2 separate regions of the Homo sapiens genome follow, and region 1 is linked to region 2. Evidence: chromatin contacts called from ENCODE Hi-C or POLR2A ChIA-PET data. All regions are on one chromosome and are shown on one strand. The core of a region is the stretch at or near the end of the contact, and the rest is flanking DNA. Distances in the headings are between cores, read along the strand shown. Region 1 holds the start of CCDC174 (coiled-coil domain containing 174). Region 2 holds the start of BRPF1 (bromodomain and PHD finger containing 1).

Evidence for each region. A loop is a pair of places that touch in the nucleus more often than their neighbours do. ChIA-PET counts read pairs that join two places held with the same protein, here RNA polymerase II (POLR2A). Pooled maps may share reads with other maps.
Region 1: a map of CD8-positive, alpha-beta T cell shows a loop between it and region 2 (12-fold over the local background). The contact joins the promoter of CCDC174 here to the promoter of BRPF1 in region 2. A Hi-C loop is called at or near these places in 1 of 168 maps with a recorded cell type or tissue (CD8-positive, alpha-beta T cell) and 7 of 50 pooled maps. POLR2A ChIA-PET finds 5 or more read pairs at or near these places in 1 of 52 experiments (endothelial cell of umbilical vein).

The regions. Positions count from the first base shown.
Region 1 is chr3:14,649,684-14,655,052 of GRCh38, forward strand. It overlaps CCDC174 (coiled-coil domain containing 174), which reads left to right and starts at 2,079. Exons shown (of 11, transcript NM_016474.5): 1 at 2,079-2,195; 2 at 4,743-4,847. The coding sequence starts at 2,154. LOC124909347 (a long non-coding RNA gene) reads right to left here and starts at 2,438. Exons shown (of 2, transcript XR_007095826.1): 1 at 1,986-2,438; 2 at 1-1,543. RefSeq lists enhancers at 1,620-2,278, 1,782-2,181, 2,322-2,391.
Region 2 is chr3:9,728,001-9,733,786 of GRCh38, forward strand. BRPF1 (bromodomain and PHD finger containing 1) reads left to right here and starts at 3,735. Exons shown (of 14, transcript NM_001003694.2): 1 at 3,735-4,138. It overlaps CPNE9 (copine family member 9), which reads left to right. Exons shown (of 21, transcript NM_153635.3): 21 at 1,507-1,908. The coding sequence ends at 1,692. RefSeq lists enhancers at 3,171-3,730, 4,291-4,850 and silencers at 3,194-3,553, 4,024-4,073, 4,084-4,213.

The DNA of each region.
Region 1 (5,369 bases), core at 829-3,328, 4.9 Mb after region 2:
TGAAGGCTCCTTCACTTGCTAGCTGGGAAATGACCCCTGGCATGCCATTTAAGCAACTGAGCCTCATTTTTTTTCCTTTTAAAAAAAATTATTATTAATACCTTTTAATGTTTCACATTTTCTTTCAGAAGATTTGTAACAAAAACACATGGAATTTAGTATGTGTTTCAGTAAAATGGGTAAATACAGAATCTGAACAAGACAAGTCTATAAGGTATAATCCTTCTTGTGGGGACAGAACATTCCACTCCATTAAGAAAAGAGAATCACAACATTATTAGGCCCGATTATCTCATATTGCTTACTGTTCTAATTTCAGAGACTGGCGGACTTGGAGAAATAAACAAATGAAAATAAATAAATAAGACTGAACACAGTCAACTGCCTCAATTCCCCTCTCCTTTTCCCTTTTCCCATTTTCTCCATAAAGACAGATGAGATGAGGATGTGATGAGTCTCATTTTTCTTCTCTCTAATATGGTGGATAATAGGTCCGCTTCTAGGATTCTTGCAAGGATTATATAATATAATCTATGCAAAGAGTCATACACATGCCCCACATATACTAAATGCCACTGTTACAATCATTATGATCACTTTCGTCTTGCTGCTGTAACAAATTGCCACAAGTTTGGTGGCTTAAAACAACACAAACGTATTCTGGTAGAGTTCTGGAAGTCAGAAGTTTGAGATGAGTGTTACAAGACTAAAATCACCGTGTCAGCAATGCTGCATTCCTTCTGGAGACTCTGGAGGAGGGCTCATTTCTTTGCTTTTTCTAGCGGCCTCCTGCATACCTAGGCATGTGGTCCCACTCTCCCTCTTCAAAGCATCTCTGATCTCTGTCTGACTCTGGCCATCCTGTCTACCCCTTATAAGGATGGTTTTGATGATAGGGGACCCACCTGCACAATCCAGGCTAGCTCCCCATCTCAATCGCTTTAATTTCATCATCTCTGCCAATTCTCTTTTGCTATATAAAGGTCACCATATACCCAGATTCTGGGGATTAGAAGGTAGACATCTGGGAGTCGGGGTGAGGGTGATTGGTCTGTCTACCATAATCATTAACATTTTTATCAAGACTAGCTCATTTAACTCATCTAATCCTCACTAAGACCCATTAGGTAAATAAAATTATATCCCCCTTTGGAAACTGAGGCACACGGAAGTTAAGTAACTTGCCCAAGGTCACACAAGCAGTAAGCCGTGAAGAGCGATTCCAACCCAGAAAGTCAGCTTTCGAGTTCACGTGTTCTTTGTTTTTTTTTTTTTTGATCTCGACTCACTGCAACCTCCACCTCCCAGGTTCAAGCGATTCTTCTGCCTCAGCCTCCTGAGTAGCTGGGAATACAGGCGCGCACCACCACGCTCGGCTAATTTTTTTTTTTTCTTGTATTTTCAGCAGAGACGGGGTTTCACCATGTTGGTCAGGCTGGTCTCAAACTCCTGACCTCCTGATCCACCCGCCTCAGCCTCCCAAAGTGCTGGGATTACAGGCGTGAGCCACCGCGCCCGGCCCAGGAGTTCACGTTCTTAAGAGCTGAAATATGTAAAGTGGCCCATAATAAGCACTACATTAATGTTAGCTATTATTCTTGTTATTTCTACTAAGATTAATATAATAATCCTTATCTCGTACGCTCTTTTAAGAACCAACTATTTAACGTGTGAAAAGTGCCAGGCAGCAGGTCCTGGAATTGCAGTTAAGATTCTTCCGGTCCTCCCAATCCACCTTTCCCGAGACGCTCGAGTTCACTTACTTAAGCGTCAGCCTTCCCCAAGATGGCGTTATCTTTGTCGCCAACCCCACATCCGCCCCACCCAATATGGCGTCCATCGCAATCAAAAGCTTTATTCCGCCCTTCTCAAGATGGCGCCCACACCAATCCTTGTTACCTTCCGCCCTCAAGATGACCTTAGCAGTTAGCGTCAACCTCCGCACTCTATGACCTTTCCAAAATGATGGTGAACGTAATACGCACCACACTCTGACCTTCTCAAGATGGCGCTGAGCTGACAAACTCGCGTCGCAAACTCACGCAAACTCAGTGTCGCTGTCGAAGACACTTCCGGTTGCGACGGAGGTAGGCTTACGAGGCCTGTGTCGGGTAGAAAGGGTCCTTCCTGGACCGGGACCCTCTGCCACGACCATGGACCGTAGGAAAAAGCCTTTGGACGTCACGGCCTCCTCGGTGAGTGAGGGTATGAGGTAACTCCACGGGCTCCGGGTTCACCGTGTCTCCATCAGACAAGAATGTCGACCTAGCTTGTTTCTTCACTCGGGGACCCAGAGACCTGACCTCTCCCCTCAAACAGGAACCCCCGAACTGGATTTTCTTCTCCGGCGGGGATCCGGTTCAGTTTTCTTACAGGACCCTGAATTGGGCTACTCTCCTCTGACATGCGCCCGGGCCAGAACCCTCGGACACGGATCTGAACCTGGTGTCCCGTGGGTTAGGAAACTCCGTGCCTCACCTCTGCCCTGCCCACAAGGACCTGCACCTCGTCAGCCTTCTCCCTTACAGTCAGGAGGAACCCTAGCTTCTTTTTGCTATGCAGACATATCCTCTTCCTGGTTTCTCCTCCATCCAGGGACCCACAAAGTCCTCCCAGAACTTTAGAGTGTGACATATTTCGCAGGACCCGAAAGTGTCCAGCGTGCCCTCCCTGGAACTAAACAGTTGTTAATGCAGGCATAGGGAGTTGTGAGGTCTGAAAGGATGTAAGCAGATTTATTACATCAGCTACTCTAGAAAGAAAACTTGTTCTAAGTACACATTTTGTGCCAGCACTTTATATGCACTATCTCATTGAATCCTCCCAATGGCTTTAGGAGGTAGGTGCTATTAATATCTCCGTTTTATGGATGATGAAATTGAGGCCTGGAAAGATGAAGTAGCTTTCCCCAGCTTACAGACAGAAATCTTAGTGATAGCCGGGCGCGGTGACTCACGCCTGTAATCCCAACACTTTGGGAGGCTGAGGCGGGCAGATCACCTGAGGTCGGGAGTTTGAGACCAGTCTGACCAACATGGAGAAACCCCGTCTCTACTAAAAATAAAAAAATTAGCCGGGCGTGGTGGTGCACGCCTGTAATCCCAGCTACTCGGGAAGCTGAGGCAGGAGAATCGCTTGAACCGGGGAGGCGGAGGTTGCGGTGAGCCGAGATCGCGCAATTGCACTCCAACCTGGGCAACAAGAGCGAAACTCCGTCTAAGGGGCGGGGGGCGGGGGGAAGAAATCTTAGTGATAGACCCTTTCTCACTCACTCTACTTGACTCCAAAGCTGCTGCCTTTTCATCATCAGAGCAAATTGCCCAACCTTTGATTTAATCTTGAATTTACTTCAGAGTATTAGGACACAAAGTGAGTAGGAAGGAAAACATATAGGTGTCCCAATATTTGAGTACTAGTTATTATTGGTAACTATTATTGGTTAAAATTGGTACCAGTTATTATTTTGTTTGAAGATCAGGAACCAGAAAGCTATAAATATTAAAGCCAACCTATACTGACAGGTTAGCAGTAATTGTAATAAGAATGCTATTTGAGAATTTACATTTTTTTGAGCATCTCTTAAAGTTAAAGGCAGTTGTAGACTAGGAAGATATGTGGCTGGAAAATTTGGTGTGGTTAAGTAAGCTTAGAAGAAAAAGTAGAAGTTTTTCATTTGTTTTTAAAAATTTCCAGTATTAGGGTCTGCAGTGAAACTGCCCTTTGCATTATTAAATGGTTACCTTTTAAATCGATTTCTTCCAAAACGGAAATTGAACCCAGCCATTTTTATCTTCCTTAACAAATAAAGTGATTTTTTTAAGTATCTGATGATTAAGACAGTGATGAAGTATCTGATTTACAAATGCCCATCCATATAAGCAGCTGTACCTGGACCATTAAAAAGGAAACTGTTGTTATATCCTTTTTTGCAGAGTAGGCAGGGGTAATTAATGTAGCTGAGGGAAAGGTACTAATATTCACCCAACTGCCCCACTCCCTATGCCTTGGCCTTCTTTCCTGTTCTTGAACCGTGTGATTCAGCCAAGCTTACGGTTTTTGAAATGGATTAAGTCAAACGTGGAGCTGTTATAATTCACCCAGTCTATTTTATTTCTAGCTGTTGAAATAATGTGTCTTTAAAGGCTCTGCTCTAAGCTTTCTCTGATCACTCTGCTCAGAAGGAAATGCTCTGTTATCTGAACTTATGTGCTACTTTCTTCCACTCTAGAGTCATTTGTTTTATTTTGTTGGTAGTATAAATTACTTTCCTTGTTACATTGTAGGCTCTTTGAGGCAGAGAGTATGTCTAATTCATGTTTATGTTCTGCTCTTCAGCGTTATTTCTACAGCATTTCACTGTAGAAATAAGTTGTGATGATGAAATGAGTGCAGTGCTAGTCAGAGAGAAGGTGCTTAATAATGCAAGTTTAATCTGAAACTAAAAGATGCAGACTTTATTAATTTATTTTGCTTTATCACTTTCTCCTTGCCTAAGGAAAGCCTCGAGTGTTGAAAGTCAGAGTAAAAATGCATTTGCAGCAGAGGTAGAATGAAACATGACTTAGCTTAATTTGTGTACTGGATTCTACATTTAAACATTTAGTTACTTAAACATTTAGTTTTTTAGCCATATTTGTCCATTTAGCGGAACTTGAAATATTCCTTTGGAAATTATAATAATTTAGCAATCCAGTCACCTGCAGGAATTTAATATTTTTGTTTACTTACTGCTTTCATTCTAGTTGGTAGATCTTAAGGCTGAACTCTTCCGAAAGCAAGAAGAATTCAAACAAGAAAAACTTCTAAAAGATTCTGGAGTTTTTGGAAAACCAAAAACAACTAACAAGGTAAAAAATAAGATCTAATTATCTCCATTGGTTCCAAACATGGGAGAATTATACCATATTTAAGTGTTTTAAAATTGTCAGTGGTATCTGTACACATAAATGTTAAGGAAAAATCTCTATCTTGTATTTAACATCTGCATGAAATGTTATTAAAATAGAAATTAGTAAGATTATATAAAAGTACATAGTAATGTGCTAATTCTTTAGCACTTCTTTTGGAAAAATGTGGATTGTTTACATTTCATAAACAGATGGAAGGTTATCTGGTTCTATAAGTGTTAGGTATCCAAATAGAGATAAACAATTAGATAATATAGGAATATAGCGGAAAATATCAGGGTGTATAAGAGCTGTGAATTTTTCCAGTTTTATAGGTAATAGTGTCTACTATTTGTATTACTAATTCTCTGTAATATGTACATTTTCATTAATCTTGATTTAGGTTGTAATCATTCAGGAGATAAAAGATAGTAGGAAGTGATTCTGCACTCAGGAAGCTCTTTAGGCTGGGCGTGGTTCCCA
Region 2 (5,786 bases), core at 2,485-4,984:
GATGACTCAGTATTCTAGCTTAAGCAACTGGGTGAGTGACATCCCATTTGCTGGGAAGGGGAAAGCTAGAGGAGGAGATTTGGCAGAAAGAGCTAGAATTCAGTTGTGAACACACTGGGTTCGAAGTATCTGTGACAATTGAATGGAGTGGTAATATGGGCAACTAAATATGTGGTTCTAGACCTTAAAAAGAGGTCAGGGATGGGCCCAAGCATGGCGGCTCATGCCTATAATCCCAACACTTTGGTAGGCCAAGGCAGGAGGGCCTCTTGAGACCAGGAGTTTGAGACCAGCCTGGACAACATAGCAAGACCTGATCTCTGCTACATTAAAAAAATAAAGGCCGGGCGCGGTGGCTCACGCTTGTAATCCCAGCACTTTGGGAGGCTGAGGCGGGCGGATTGCCTGAGGTCAGGAGTTCGAAACCAGCCTGACCAACATGGAGAAACCCCGTCTCTACTAAAAATATAAAATTAGCCGGGTGTGGTGGTGCATGTCTGTAATCCCAGCTACTTGGGAGGCTGAGGCAGGAGAATCACTTGAACCCGGGAGGCAGAGATTGCAGTGAGCCGAGATCGCACCATTGCTCTCCAGCCTGGGCAACAAGAGTGAAACTCTGTCTCAAAAGAAAAAAATAAAATAAATAAAAATAAAACATAATTTTTTGAAAAGAGGTCATGGATGGATATATACATTTGGCAGTCATTAGAAACAGATTTTCTTTTGTTTTTTTTCTCCCTTATCAGCCCCTCTCCCCCCACATCTCATTTCTTCTCCTCTCCCTAAGTCCCTCTCCTAGGCCTCTCTCTCTTCCCAGCCCCTTCTCACAGACTCCTCCTCCTTCTTGCCCCAGCTCCATCTCTCTGACCTCCTCCTGTTCTCAGGATCCCTTCTCTCTGGTCCCTGCCCCTTGTCTCCCCTGCTCCCTCCTTTCCAGTCTCCCTCCCCACCTCCTGGCCTGCTCTACTTCCTTCCAGGGAACAATTTTTAAAGTCATGGAAGTGTATGAAATCATCCAGGAAGAGAGCTGAGAGAGAGAAGGGACCAGGTTTAGAGAGCAGATAGACCCAGAGGAATGGTGGTGGGAGGGGGGAGCTTCAAGAAAGGTAAGCAAGAAGCCAGAAGAGTGTGGTATCAAGAGTGGGACGTGTCCAGAAGAATTATGGTCAAATGTAATGGAAAGCTAAAGAGAAGTCAAGCAAGATGAGGACTAAAAATTACTGTTCACTGGACTGATTTAGCAACACAGGGCCACTGACGACATCAGCAAAAGCAGTTTCAATGGCCTGTGTGAAGCCAAACTGGAGTGGGTTGAGGGTGAATAAAAGGTGGAAAAAAAAGTGGGTGGAGAGAAAGCAAATGTAGAAAACTGTTCAAGATGTGGAGAGGGAGATACTGTGATAGTTGGAAAGAGATGCTGGGGATCAAAAAAGAAGCCTCCCTGCTGCACCCCCATGCCCTCTCTCCTGGTCATGGCTTATCTCTTCTTGTCTGTGCCTGACCCAGTTCGTCCCATTCCGAGACTATGTTGACCGGTCGGGGAACCAGGTGTTGAGCATGGCCCGACTGGCCAAGGATGTGCTGGCCGAGATCCCGGAGCAGCTGCTGTCCTATATGCGCACCAGAGACATCCAGCCTCGGCCCCCACCCCCTGCCAACCCCAGCCCGATCCCAGCTCCAGAGCAGCCCTGAGGATTCCACATATCCAATGCCTCACAGTCTGCAAGCCTGCTCACCCACTGCTTCTGCTTTAAGCCAGAGGCACCTGGAACCCTGGACTTCACTGGGAGGGCCAACTTGGAGGATCAGTGCTGGCTGACAAGCCCTCCGCCTCCTTGCCTGCAGAGGGCCTGGCACTATCACCACCTCTCTGCCTTCATGCCAATAATAAAGCTGATCTTTATTCCACCTCTGTCTCATGCATGTTGGCGAAGGAAGACTATGGGACCCAACGACTGGGGCCACATCAAGAGGGAGGGAACCAGGATGGCTTCAGTTAGATTCATCCCCATCCTAACACGTTCATCCAATCACTTCTTCATACATTCTTCAAAGACCTTAATAAGTGAAACTTTGTATGTTTTTCCTCAGGAGAGAGGCCCATAGTTGTTTTTTTTCTTTTTTCCATAAAATCCGAATCCTACACACGACCCATAGTTCTCAGCAGATTCTCAAACGAATTCCTGACCACTAAAGGAGATAACTTAGTATAACTCTGCTTTGATCCATCTATTCTGAATTATTTTAATAAGGATAATAACAGCTAATATTTTCTTTGAACATTCACTACATGTCAAACCGTGTGCTAGGTGATTTACAAGCATCATCTCATTTAATTCTCACAACAACTCTGAGAACAGGTACTATATATTATTCCCACTTTACCCATAAGGAAACTGAGGCTCTGAGAAGATGAGTCATTTAAGATAATTCATCAGTTTGACTTCAGATCCCAAGATCTTAATCAGCAAACCTCTTCCTGGCATGTCGATTTTATTGGGATGGTTTTTAGAAAACATACATTTTATTGGGTCAAATGCAAAGTTTGCATTAAGAAGATAGAAGCTTTCAGATGCTTTGGGCTTTGTCCCAGAACCCTGGAAGACCTTTCACGCTCCTCTTTGATGACAAAACTGGAGAAGTATTGTTTAAGGATGTCTCCCCCTGCCATGCAAGTTCTCTGAAACCCTCAAGAACTAACAACAGAGTTTTCGAGCTCTGTTTTACAAATAAGGAACTTAAAGAACTGAACTTGCCCACGTTCACATTGCTAGGAGGTGACCCACTCACATTAAATCAGCTGTTTTGGCACCATGTTCCAATCAGCAACCCGCAGCACATCCCTGCCAACCCACAGATTTCCCACCGCTTTACCAGACAAGCCCTTTCACACCCACCGGCCCCAAACCAGCCCCTTCTCTCAGACCCATACCTTTTCTCTAGCACCTCTCCTTTACTTTTCCCAAGTTTCTTCCCTTTCCTTCAGTCACGCCCCGTTATCCCTAATCGGTCCTGCCCTTTCCCCACAGCTCCGCCCCTGCCTTACCAAGCCCCGCCTGCTCCCTTCAGCGTCGCATCGCTTTTTCCAACTTTGTTCTTTATTTCTAGTCCAGCTCCACTTTCCAGGCTCATCCAAAGCTCCGCCCTTTCTCTCGCGAGTACTCTTCTTCTGTTTAGCCCCACTTTTTACCCCGCTATTCTAACAGGCCCCCGCTGTGCGGTAGCCCCGCCCCCTCCCACAAGCCCCGCCCCACAGACCGGTCTAGTCTCCAGCCCCGCCCCGGTCCTACCCATAACTACCGGTCCCTTAGGCTCCAGCCCGCATCCCTCTTGCTCCCGGCCCTGCCCCCAGCCCCGCCCCGTGACTCTGGCCCCGCCTCACCGCCTTCCTCCGAGACCAAGGCCAGGTCCCTCCCGCAGCCGCGGCGCCAGCAGGAGGCAGGGAGCGGATAGGGAGGAGGCAGAGGGGGAGGGGAGAAGGGCGGGCTCCTCACGCCCAGCCCCGCGCTCACCGTCCGTGGTTGCAGATTCGCCACAAACCGCCCGACGACCCCAGATCCCGAGTACGGTGACTTCAGTCTCCAGAAACTCCACTCTAAGATGGGAGAGCTAGAGAAGCCCTGTGGGGTGTCCAGGGTCCTTTCTGAATCCCGGAGCACGGTCTTTCGAGCCTCAGCGGGCGGGCGGGGATCCGTGGCGAAAGTGCAGCTCAGTAGCGCCGCGGCGCCACGTTTACCCTGCGCAGACGCCGTCGCCGCCGCTGCTGCCGCCGCCGCTGCCACAGCCTTTGCCGCCACGGTCTCCGCCGCCGCTGTCCTCGCGCTGCCTCTGGGAGCCTCCATTGTTCCAGCAGCGCCCGGTCCCGAGACCGGGCATCTTGGGGGCTCGCGAAACGGGCGGCGGCCGACGGAGTTGAGACCCCAGGGCGCCGGCGGGACCAGGAGCGGCAGGGGTCAGCTCAGGAATCCCGGGGAGCCGGGACCAAAGCGTGGGGCGGCAGGGGGCCGGGGTGGCGAGGTCTACGGTCTCCGGAGTTGGGGCTCCCCCTTCCCGGCCCGACTTTCCCCGCCGACCTCCCCAAGTGGGGTCGGAGCCCCGGCGGGCGCCCCCGGCGATGAGCCCGGACTCGAGGTGGCCGGTGAGTGCGGGCCTGGGACCAGGGCGGGAGTGGCCGGCAGGGAAGGGGTAGGCTACGTTCGTGGGACGCGCACTGAGCCGCGTGGCCCGGGAACCTCTCTGGCAACTCCAGTTGGGAGAACTGACAGTGCATTGCTTCCCAGCAGGCATCCTGGGGCAACAGTGTATCTTTCGGGGCTGCCCGGGCTAGTGGCAGGCGGGGAGCCTTGTTTCACTTGTTACACTTCCACAAAGGGGAAACGCCGCCGCATCCGGAGAGTGGGCTGCGGGCACTGCCGGGGCCCAGCCCTATCCCTCCGGCCCCCGCCCCTTACTTCCTCCAGCCCCCTGAGCTTCAGGGGCAGATGCAGCCGCCATTCTCCTTGGGCCCTCCCCACGGGCTTTCTGGTCTAAGTTCTCGTCTCCCTCGCCTGTGCCTCTGCTGCCGGGTTCCAAGGGGAGATTGCTGATTCGCTGTGCTACTTTGGGAACCATTCACCCGGGACCCAGCTTGGAAAGAGGAGAGCTTGTTTGTGCTTCGGTTGGTTTATGTTTAAAGACACAGCCGCAGGTAGGAAATAGAAGAGTTGCAGTTGGACGTGTAGCGTTACTGATGTGAAAATCAGGAGCCGTTGACAGTGGAGCTGGAGCAGCCCACTTGCCTGGTTAAGGCACAGGTGGAGAGGCCAAGAGGGGTTATTTTGTCAGGGAGCTCATGATAGCCCTGCCTGGCTGGGATGGTGCCAAGCCCCTAGCTGAATGGTTGAACTCAACTAGGCCGAGAGAAATTGGGGCAGTCTCTGACCAAGCTGGGCTTCCTGAGGCCTGGTGCCATCTGCTGTCTACACTCACCCAGGAATGTTGGGGAGCGGGGAGGGAGGGCCCCTGCGGACCAGCATGGAGCTGAGCATGCCTAGATTGTCGCGTTCGTGTTTGTACCCTTAGGGCCTGGCACTTGGTAGTCACTCAGTTGATGTGTGAGTGGGTGAACAGCTCAAATGTAATACAAGCTGCTGTCACTGACTAAATGACCTCAGTTTTCACTTTGTTTCACAGTACATCTCCTACCCAGTACCAGGGCCAGGCTCCCCATAAAGACCTCAAAAGTAAATGAATTCTTTCTGTGATCCAGTGATTTCTGCAGGAGTCCAACGCTAAAGCATTAGCCACCCACCCATTCAGCTTTCTACATGGCCTTCATCCCATCTGAGCTCTCAGTCTGGTGATCCCCTCATTCAGCTATTCGTTCAACAGGTCATTCATTCGTTCGCCAAAAACTGAATGTCCAGTGCATGCTAGGTACTGGGGATACAGAGGTGGATAGGCTCTGGTACCCTTGCTACACAGCTCCCAGTCCAGGGGGGAGACAACTTTCAGTATGTCAAGTGCTGTGGTAGAGGTGAGAATGGAATGCTGTGGAAACAGCTCCCCATGGGAGAGTCAGAGAAGTTGTGTCAGAAGTGACATTTGAGCTGGTTTTTTGAAGAATGAGTAGGAGCCCACCAATCAGAAAGTATGGAGGGCATTCCAAATAGGGATCATTTTGCAGGAATGAGAGGTTATAACATTCAGGGAATGGCAAGATCCCCTGTGTAGACAAAAACAGCTGTAACTTGTAAAAAGAAAGGAGGACTAGGGCCAGTCAGTGAAAGGAGCTCTTTGAATGGCAT